2 separate regions of the Homo sapiens genome follow, and region 1 is linked to region 2. Evidence: chromatin contacts called from ENCODE Hi-C or POLR2A ChIA-PET data. All regions are on one chromosome and are shown on one strand. The core of a region is the stretch at or near the end of the contact, and the rest is flanking DNA. Distances in the headings are between cores, read along the strand shown.

Region 1 (4,827 bases), core at 1,455-3,954, 140 kb before region 2:
AGGCTGGAGAGGGGGAGGCGGCTTCTAGGGTTTAATACTGTTCCTGATTCTACCAACAGTTCTCATTAGTGACACACACATGCCATGTCTGAGGCTCAAGGAATTTCATACTGTGAGGACGTGAGTGGAGCCCTGAAGCCAAAGCAGCCATGAGGATGCCACAGTCGTTGCAAAAAGCCACAAGCAGAAAGCAAAGCCCACCCAGTGGATCTGCTGAAAAAGCGCCAACACACCCCAGGATGCCTGACCTGCCAACCCCATGCATGCAAACTGTGGATGGGCCCTCAGGGCGTCGCTTAGGAGAGATGACTTTGCAAGGTGTCACTCGTTAGTTTATTGTTTTAGCCTCTGCCTCTCAGCCAGACCTTCAGCCACAAAGAAAGGGAGCAACTGCAGTTTTAACCACCAGTTTATCAAGAATCTGGCCTCTAAGCAATGAGTACAATTTGTGAATGAATGAATGAATTTCCTTACTGAAGAGCTCACATGTCCATCAATTACTAATCGAGATATCTAGAGCAAAAAAGCAATGAAAAATCCATCCTTGACCAATATTTATTAAGAAAATGAGAGGGGACAGAATTCCTGTCCCTCCTCCCCTCCCACTGTCCCTCAATATACCCGTCTTTAGGAAATCAAAGACGTAGATAAAGTGCTTGGTGACATGGAGATGGGAGCAACCTAGTTCCTCACACAGAGCTTGAGGGCACCGAATCTCCAGAAACAGCTGTGCAGCCATTACAATTCTTCTTAGGCTATTTAATAGAATGGAAAATCCATACAACATAATATTTAAAAATTTAAATCCACAGATTGTATAATAAAATCTTCTACTTTGTTTTCAAAAAAATACCTTTTATAGAAAAAGAAGAGTAAATTCCACACTGAATGCTAACTTTATCTCTAGGTAGCAAGTGTATGGAGAGCTCTTTTCCTCTTCAAAATTTTCTTAATTTTCCTAAGATTTTTCTACAATCAAAAACGCTTTTTATAAAATGAATTTCCATTCTTCTCACCCCCCACCCCACCGCCCGAGATGGAGTCTCACTGTGTCACCCAGGCTGGAGTGCAGTGATGCGATCTCGGCTCACTGCAACCCCCACCACCCGGGTTCAGGCAATTTCCTGCCTCAGCCTCCCAAGTAGCTGGGATTACAGGTCTCCACCACCATGTCCAGTTATTTTTTTGTATTTTAAATACAGACAGGGTTTCACTATGTTGGCCAGGCTGGTCTTGAACTCCTGACCTCAGGTGATCCACCCGCCTCAGCCTCTCAAAGTGCTGAGAGTATAGGTGTGAGCCACCGTGCCCAGCCTGAATTCCCATTATTATTCTGAAATATGAGGCCTTGATTCCAGCAGGTCTTTGCAACTTTGTAAGGCCATGCTACGAGCAAGTGAAAAGGAGGCCAGCTGAGCTGATTCTGGACGCTCTCAGATACTTGACTGAGCACCTCTAATTGTGTACTAATCCTGGTGGATCTAACTCCAGGATTCCCAACTCCAGCTCTGTGATTTGGGGAAAGTCATTTTGCCGTTACATGAAAATAAAGGTACACCTATTTCTCCTGGCCTTATTACTCCACTAAGTAGGAGACATGGGCTACTGGCTAGAAAGATGTGAGGAGGGACAAGGTCAAGGAGTGGGGCCCAACCAGACCCATCAGGCCCCAACTGCAACTCTGCAGAGGGAGCACCACCCTGACCCTGCTCCTCCCAGCAAGACTGCCACATTTTTGCTAGTGTAAGTGGCACAGCAGTGATCATCTTTGTATCTAATCATACTCCATATTTTGGGTTATTTTCTTAGGACTGCTTTCAAGTAGAGTAGGAAGGGTTGCCAAAAGCAGTCCTGGAAGACTGTGACAATCCATCCTCTCAACAGCGGCGGGTGTCCAGTTCTCACCCCTAACTAGCAGGTCAAGAAAAGCCTTGCTTATCTGACAACGAGGGGATGGGCCGTCAATGTCTCGATTCACCCGCTTTCAACATTTCAATCCACCCTCCTTTGACCATTAGTCAGAAATAGTTCAAGTATCAACTACTACTTTTTTTTTTTGGAGACAGAGTCTCGCTCTGTCGCCCAGGCTGGAATGCAGTGGCACGATCTTGGCTCACTGCCGCCTCCACCTCCCTAGTAGCTGGGACCACAGGTGTGCGCCACCACACCTGGCTAATTTTTGTATTTTATTAGAGACGGGTTTTCACCATGTTGGCCAGGCTGGTCTCAAACCCCTGACCTCAAGTGATCTGCCCGCCTCGGCCTCCGAAACTGCTGGGATCACAAGTGTGAGCCACCACACCCGGCCAAGTAGCAACTACTTCTTATGTCCTACCTTGTGGATTATCATTTTGCACCTTCTGCTCAATTACATCCTAAAATCTCAGCAGGTCGGCTGCAAATATCTCCCCCACTCTGTGCTTGCTTGCACTAATCCATTTGGTAATTTGATAAAGTCTCAATTATTTAATCATATCAATCTTTCCTTTGTCATTTCCCCTTGATGCACAGAAAGGCCTCCCTTGATGACAAATTCAATAAACATTCACATCTATTTTCCTTTACTTAAAAATAAAAGGTTTGTGGACTGACATTAATGTACAAAGAATTTATTTTGCTTCTCGGGGAGGGATGTTACAAAATTAACTAGCAAACAGATGAGCAATTACTCCTGCATGAATTCCTGAACAATTTGTCCCCTTCTGACTCATGTGATGTCATCTTAATGCATTTTTAAATGTGTACAGACACTAGGGTCTGAATCGGGGCTGTTCTGTGTCATTAGTTTGCCTATATTTACCACAATATCAACCTTTATTTAACCATGATAGTTCTGCTGTGTTGGACTACATGGAAGGTCTGGCTTCTATGCACTATTCTATTTCAAAGTCCCATCAGTTATTTTTACCTTTTTTTTCTTCCAAATAAACTTTATTATTATCATTTTTTTTTTTTTTTTTGGAGACAAAGTCTCACTCTTTCACCCAGGCTAGAGCACAGTGGCATGATCTTGGCTCACTGCAACCTCTGCCTCCTAAGTTCAAGGGATTCTCCTGCCTCAGCCTCCTAACTGGGATTACAGGCATGTGCCACCATATCTGGCTAATATTTTTTGTATTTTTTTTTTTAGTAGAGACAGGGTTTCACCATGCTGGCCAGGCTGGTCTCAAACTCCTGACCTCAAGTGATCCACATGCCTCAGCCTCCCAAAATGCTGGGATTACAGGAGTGAGCCACTACACCCGGCCCTCTTCCAAATAAACTTTAGAATAATTTAATAAAATGTCTCCCACCATCTCATTTGTGCAAAAACATATTCCCACTGGGATTTCCTGGGTACTGCTTTACAAGAAGTGACATCTTTATACTATTCCATCTTTTCTTCCACAAATGTGGTTGGGTCCCCATTGATTTAGATATGAGTCCCAGAGCAGTGTAGGGCAGAGACGGCCAAACTTTTCCTGTAAAGGGACAGAGAGTAAATTAAGCTTTGTGGGGCCATATATTCTCTGTCACAAAGACTCAGCTCTGCCCTTGTGGTCCAAAAAAAGCTGTAGATGATACAAATAAATGAGTAGGATCATGTTCCAACAAAAATGTATTTATAAAAAATAGGAGGCAGACTACAGTTTGCCCCTCCCTGGTGTCAAGATTATGAGGGTGGGACACTCTGCCTAGAGTCTGGCTGATGGACTTGGGGCCTTGGCACTACCAATCACCAGCTGGGAGGCTCAGGACAAAAATCACTTGCCCTTGAAAGGACTCCTTAGCTGCAAAATGGAAACAATGAAAACACAATGAGATAATAGGTACACAAAAAGCACTTCTTCTAGGGTTGATGTTATAACTGTTGGGTAACACCAGCACTACCACCAACAACTACTAGCTGTAGTAGTAACAGCAGTAGTCGGAAGAGGACTCAAAATGTTTTCTTTGCAGAAAACATTTTTAATACATTATGATATTTTAAATTTGGGTTTGGATGTTGTCATCGCCATGAATGCCGTCTCCTTTTCCGATTATATTTTCAGGAGATTATTGCTGCAAAAGAGAAGTCACTTATTTTTTCTGCTCTTTTTTTTCCAGACAGGGTCTTGCTCTGTCACCCAGGCTAGAGTGCAGTGGTACAATTTCGGCTCACTGCAACCTCTGCTTCCTGGGTTCAAGCAATTCTCCTGCCCCTGTCTCCTGAGTAGATGGGATTACAGGCACGCGCCACCACGCCTGGCTAATTTTTGTATTTTTTGGCAGAGACAGGGTTTCACCATGCTGTCCAGGCTGATCCTGAACTCCTGACCTCAAGTGATCTGCTGCCTTGGCCTCCCAAAGTGCTGGGATTATAGGCATGAGTTACTGAACCTGGTCAAGAAGTCACTTATTTCTATATCTAGGCATTTTCAATTCAGTAACTAAAATCTTGTTTTAAAGACACCCATTCCTACAAACCTGCTTCAGGGCAAGCCAGAGTCTGCCCAGCTCAGTGGTGTCTGTTTCACTGCCTTTCCCGTTCTTTCTCTTATGTCGCAAAGAAGAATCTTCCTAGATTCGGTGGCTCTCCCTCGGGGGGTCCACAAGCTCCAGCTTGAGTTTCTTTCTCATAATCTGATCAATAATCAATTCAAATATCATTTACAAAAACATTTCCATATAGAACATGTAACTTGCTTTTGTCTCTTTTAAAGATTTTTTTTTTTTTTTTTTTTTTTAAGAATCTTTAGAGTATAGTTTGGGAACTCTGGCCTCAGATCTCTCATCTGGAAAAGGAGGAATGGAATGGACCACCTTCTAGATTGAGAAGGTAGCAGCAGCAGAAACAGTGGTGACAAT
Region 2 (4,823 bases), core at 195-2,694:
TGCTCCGATGTCCTTGGGCACATGTCATCAGTACCTCCTGAGGTTATGTCACAGGTGCATGTCCTTAACTTTGGCAAAATAAACTTCCTAAATTAACTGAGATCTGTCTCAGATATTCAGGCTTCAGAGCTATGCCAGCTAACCCCTTATGCTGAAAACGAGGACTTAGAAGGAAAGGGCAAGAGAGCCAGACTTGCTTTTTCCTTTTTTTTTTTTTTTTTTAAGTCTTTCCTTATTCATCAATAAGCCAAAAGTAGAGGTTGTTAGTAGAAAATGTGTGCACCAAGAAGTGAAATAAAGACAGTTGAGTTCATGTGTTGTAGTGTTTCCAATGTTCTGCTAAGAATGAAATATATATGCATGTACAAGCCACAAAATACAAATTGTGTAATTTTGGTGATGCTGCATATGAGTTAAATGTACTTATGTTTGTATTTAAACGTGAAATTGCACAATATGAAGAGTAATGGTAAAATTCATGCTAATGATTTAAAATTGTATTCTTTCTTTACTCAAAACGACCTCAAGGAGCAAAGTAAAAACACCATAACAAATTGAGAGACTGTAGAAAAAGGGAAAAGCCTTATCTTTTACTACATTCCATGGCACGTTTCTCCTGCTTTTTGAATGAGAGCACTTACAGTTTCATTTTGCATTTGGCTGCAAAAACAGCGCAGCGCCCCCTGCAGGGAGCTGTATCACGGTGTTCTGATCAGCCTCTGGGGAAGTGGCCTCCTCTGGTCCAATCAGCTTGTGGACTGAGGATCACGTGATACAAAATATGGCCACCCCTGCATGAACCTGGAGCAACTGCCCTGGGTAGGTACCCGTACAAGGAAAGGCAATCCTTCAAGCAATAATCTTTTGGCAGTCTCCCTCACCTCTGTTCACCCCTGGGTATTTTTGGCATTGCTGTTTTTAATGATGGGGTGTGATGTTTCCTCAGCCTGTTAAACTTCATTGTGTTATTTTTTAACTGCTTCTGAGAAACTACTAAAATGCTGTTACCTCCCTTTTTATTGGCCTAAGCCACACTTTTCACATACTGGGCTTTTCATTCATTAGAAAGTAACCACTTATTTTGAGTAAAGGCAAAAATGGAAATGGTTTCAAGGTATTTAAGCATTTCAAGTGAAGCTCAGCACAGTGAATTATTTCAACAACAAAATTTCCATGCAGTCTCTTAGAAGAAAAATGTATCTTAACTAAATTTTAGGACTTCACATTTTGTTTTGTTTTGTCTTGGCTTATTTGTTATTTAAATGTGCGGATCTGTGAAATAACATCATTTCTTTTTAAAAGACAGCAGGTTCTAACTTTAGTACTTCCTGAGCAAAAAGAACTAAGGTTGCAGAAAGCTTCTCTTTCAGGCTGTCTTTCTGGCATTGCTGCAGGCAGTGCTGCCCTTGCTGGGAGGTCTCCACCATCCACATTAGCCTGCATGTCTCTGTCCCTTTGCTTCGTTTCCCACCTCTACCCACCTGCCCACCACACTCTCACACTTCCCCTGCCCAACCAGAATTGCCATCAGGGGCTATTGGTCCAATCCCAAATGCTAGTAACAGAACTGAAAAGCCCAAGTTTGAAGGGAATTTCTTCTTCCGTGAAGTCCCCTGGGAGAAAATTTTCTGGAAGACTCACCATCCCAGAGGCTACACAGCTCAGGACAACCCCTGTTCTTTTAAGGGAAAAGTGAAAGCCTGGACTTGTAGGTTTTCCCCACCAGTTTTCACATGGAGCTGATATCGGCATCTCTGCAAGGCCAGGAGGAGATTGAGTGACCTCTCTGGAACTCCGAAGTTTACTTTCCCTGCGTTTTCGTAACTTGTTCTCAGCTCTTTGAACTGCATCCAAGTGCCTAGTTCATGATGCCATAATTGCTCACCGGGTTCAAGGGCAGAGCTCTGGTTTCATATTGTAAAATTCAGTGCACCTGGGTACCACATAATAGCTGTGCTAAGACATGTGTGCATTACATCAGCTATGATTCATTCCTGTGATCTAGTTTAGACCACAATCTGATAACACAAACCAATTACTTAAACTGTTAGAAGATGCTTAACTGGAAAAAACATATCTTTAGTTTTCCTTCCAACTTTAGTCTAAACCATATATATATATGTTTTTATATATATATATATGTTCATATTCCATATATATGTATTCCAAATACTCTACATGAGTTTTAACAACAAAACTTGGGGGAATGGGATCTAAAATGTATTTCCCAGGTCTAGCTTGGATGGACTTCAGGGTCATTAACAAGCTGTGCCAAGCAGCATATGAAATCGGTGAGATAAGCTTTGATGCATATTAGCTGTGGGACCTTAAGCAAATGACTCATACTCTCTGAGCTAAAGTTTTCTTATCTGTGAAATAAGCATAGCAAGCCCTCCCCCTAAGGACTGTTGGGGTTAAATTAAATGGTAAAAGCTCCTTAGTCAGTACTCAATATAGGTTCAGTACAAATTGGTCTTTTTTCCTTTCCAATCATGGATACGTACCTGTTGGGCAAAGTAGGTTTCTCCTGGCCATGCCAGGGGACTTCTCACTGTGCTGCAGCCAAGGCTTGATTGAGATTGGCTCCTCTGGGTCTTTAGGGACATATCTTGATTGATATCAACCAATCACAGTTATCCTGTGTTAGGGCAACAAACTGCTACCCAAATCTGCAGCCTGGTGGCAGGGATTGAGTTAGGGGTGACCCAGGCAGTGCAAAGCTCAGCCATTTTTTTTTCTCCATTTGGACGTGAGCAAAGAAGCTGTGGCTCTGGTTACTGAAAAGGGTGAAACAAAGAATCTCCAACAGACAGGCGGGGGCTCTGTTTGAGCAAAGTCTCAACGGGACTCTTGTTTTATAGCACTATCTGCCATCCTCAAATACACCAGCTACCACTCTGGGCACCCATAAGAACAGAATGTCACTCATCTCTGGGTTTTCGATCCAGAGCTGCAAGTGGATGAGAATGGAGCTGAATCACATAGGACCCATTCGAGCACTTCCACCAGTTGAGCCTCTTCGAATGGATTTTAAGATCACCTCCTTCACACTAGCTGCATATGTGGAGCTTCCACTGTTAGACACAACACAATGGAATATGGCTGATATGGTTTAGCTCTGTGTCCCCACTGAAATCTCACCTCGAATTGTAACCCTCGAGTATTGAGGGAGGGACCTGTAATCCCCAGGAGTGGAGAGAGGGAAGTGATTGGATTATAGGGGTGGTTCCCCCATGCTGTTCTCCTGATAGTGAGTGAATTCTCATGAGATCTGATGTTTTTATAAATGATAGTTTTTCCTGCTCTCTTTCCCTGTCTCTCTCTCCACCCTTCTCCTGTCTCCTCTCTTCTCTGCCCTCCTCTCGCTCTCTCTCTCACCTCCTGCCATGTAAGATGTGCCTGCTTCCCCTTCTGCCACGATTGTAAGTTTCCTGAGGCCTCTTCAGTGGAACTGGCTGAAGAGGCTGAGGCAATTAAACCTCTTCTCTTTATAAGTTACCCAGTCTTGGCAGTTTTTTTTGTTTTGTTTTGTTTTGTTTTTTGAGACAGAGTCTCGCCTTGTCGCCCAGGCTGGAGTGCAATGCCGCAATCTCGGCTCACCGCAACCTCCGCCTCCTGGGTTCAAACGATTCTCCTGCCTCAGCTTCCTGAGTAGCTGAGATTATAGGTGCCTGCCACCATGGCCAGCTAATTTTTGTATTTTTAGTAAAGGCGGGGTTTCACCGTGTTGGCCAGGCTGGTCTCTAACTCCTGATCTCATGATCTGCCCTGGCAGTTCTTTATAGCAGTGTTATAACAGAGTAATGCAATGGCTATCTCTATTTTTACCTGCTGGTAGGAACCACAGGCAGAATGTTAAACCTCTGAGATCTCTCCAGACCATAAGAGTGGGTATAACACTTTCAGGATTGTGCCGTTTAACCCAGTAATCTAACTTTTAGACACATCTCCTGAGATACAGTCCTGAGAAAGAAAAAGGCTGTCTTTGTGAAAATGTTATTATAGCATTACCTCTGTATATATTTTGATTAAAATTAGAAAAGCATTACACTTAGTTGTAAAAACTGACAGTAGCAAAGGATTGAAAGTGAAATATATTAGCTCATTCCTTCCACATGACCCCTCCATGGCCTCACATCCCAGAGGTAGTATTATTCTAAAAAAATTTATTTACATAAATGAATATATTGGAGACATTTGTGTAAAAGCCTTAATTTGTGTTTAAAAATATTTAAGGGAGGCCGGGTACAATGGCTCATGCCTGTAATCACAGCACTTTGGGAGGCCAAGGTGGGCAAATTGTTTGAGGTCAGGAGTTTGAGACAGCCTTGCCAACATGGTGAAATCCCGTCTCTACTAAAAATATGAAAATTAGTTGGGTGTGGTGGCAAGTGCCTGTAATCTCAGCTACTTGGGAGGCTGAGGCACGAGAATCACTTGAACCCAAGAGACGGAGGTTGCAGTGAGCCGAGATTGCGTCACTGCACTCAAACCTGGGCGGCAGAGTGAGGCTCCACCTCAGGAAAAAAAAAAATTATAAGGGAATATCGAAATAATGAGGGATCCACTAAATTATACTGTAAGCAAAACAAAATAAAACCAACAAACCAACTAGCCCTAAAGCAACCTAAGTGCCATCAGTCTGGAACAGATTGATGAATTTGGTATCATCTAATGGAATGCTATATATCCATGACAAGGAATGAAGAAGACCTACATGTATTTTAACAGAAATGTGTCTAAGATACACCCTATATGCCAGTAAGTGAAAAAAAACAAGTTACAAAATAATATGTACAGTACCATTCCTTTGCAGTATAATG

Evidence for each region. Hi-C counts contacts between places; a loop is a spot of excess contacts on that map. ChIA-PET counts read pairs that join two places held with the same protein, here RNA polymerase II (POLR2A). Pooled maps may share reads with other maps.
Region 1: a pooled map shows a loop between it and region 2 (5-fold over the local background). The contact joins two enhancer-like sites. A Hi-C loop is called at or near these places in 4 of 168 maps with a recorded cell type or tissue (MCF 10A, PC-3, PC-9 and 1 more) and 3 of 50 pooled maps. POLR2A ChIA-PET finds 5 or more read pairs at or near these places in 3 of 52 experiments (HEK293, MCF 10A and PC-3).

Annotation. Positions count from the first base shown.
Region 1 is chr2:235,019,753-235,024,579 of GRCh38, reverse strand. All of the region lies in intron 2 of SH3BP4 (SH3 domain binding protein 4), which reads right to left. Among named protein-coding and RNA genes, the nearest start is that of SH3BP4, 70 kb to the right of the region's middle. Within about 2 kb of position 2,704, at least 5 of the 41 ENCODE cell types and tissues checked have a DNase peak (open chromatin) inside an H3K27ac peak, as active enhancers do; they include PC-9, where a contact is called at or near this core.
Region 2 is chr2:234,877,757-234,882,579 of GRCh38, reverse strand. All of the region lies in intron 2 of LOC101927896 (a long non-coding RNA gene), which reads left to right. Among named protein-coding and RNA genes, the nearest start is that of SH3BP4, 72 kb to the left of the region's middle. Within about 2 kb of position 1,444, at least 10 of the 41 ENCODE cell types and tissues checked have a DNase peak (open chromatin) inside an H3K27ac peak, as active enhancers do; they include PC-9, where a contact is called at or near this core.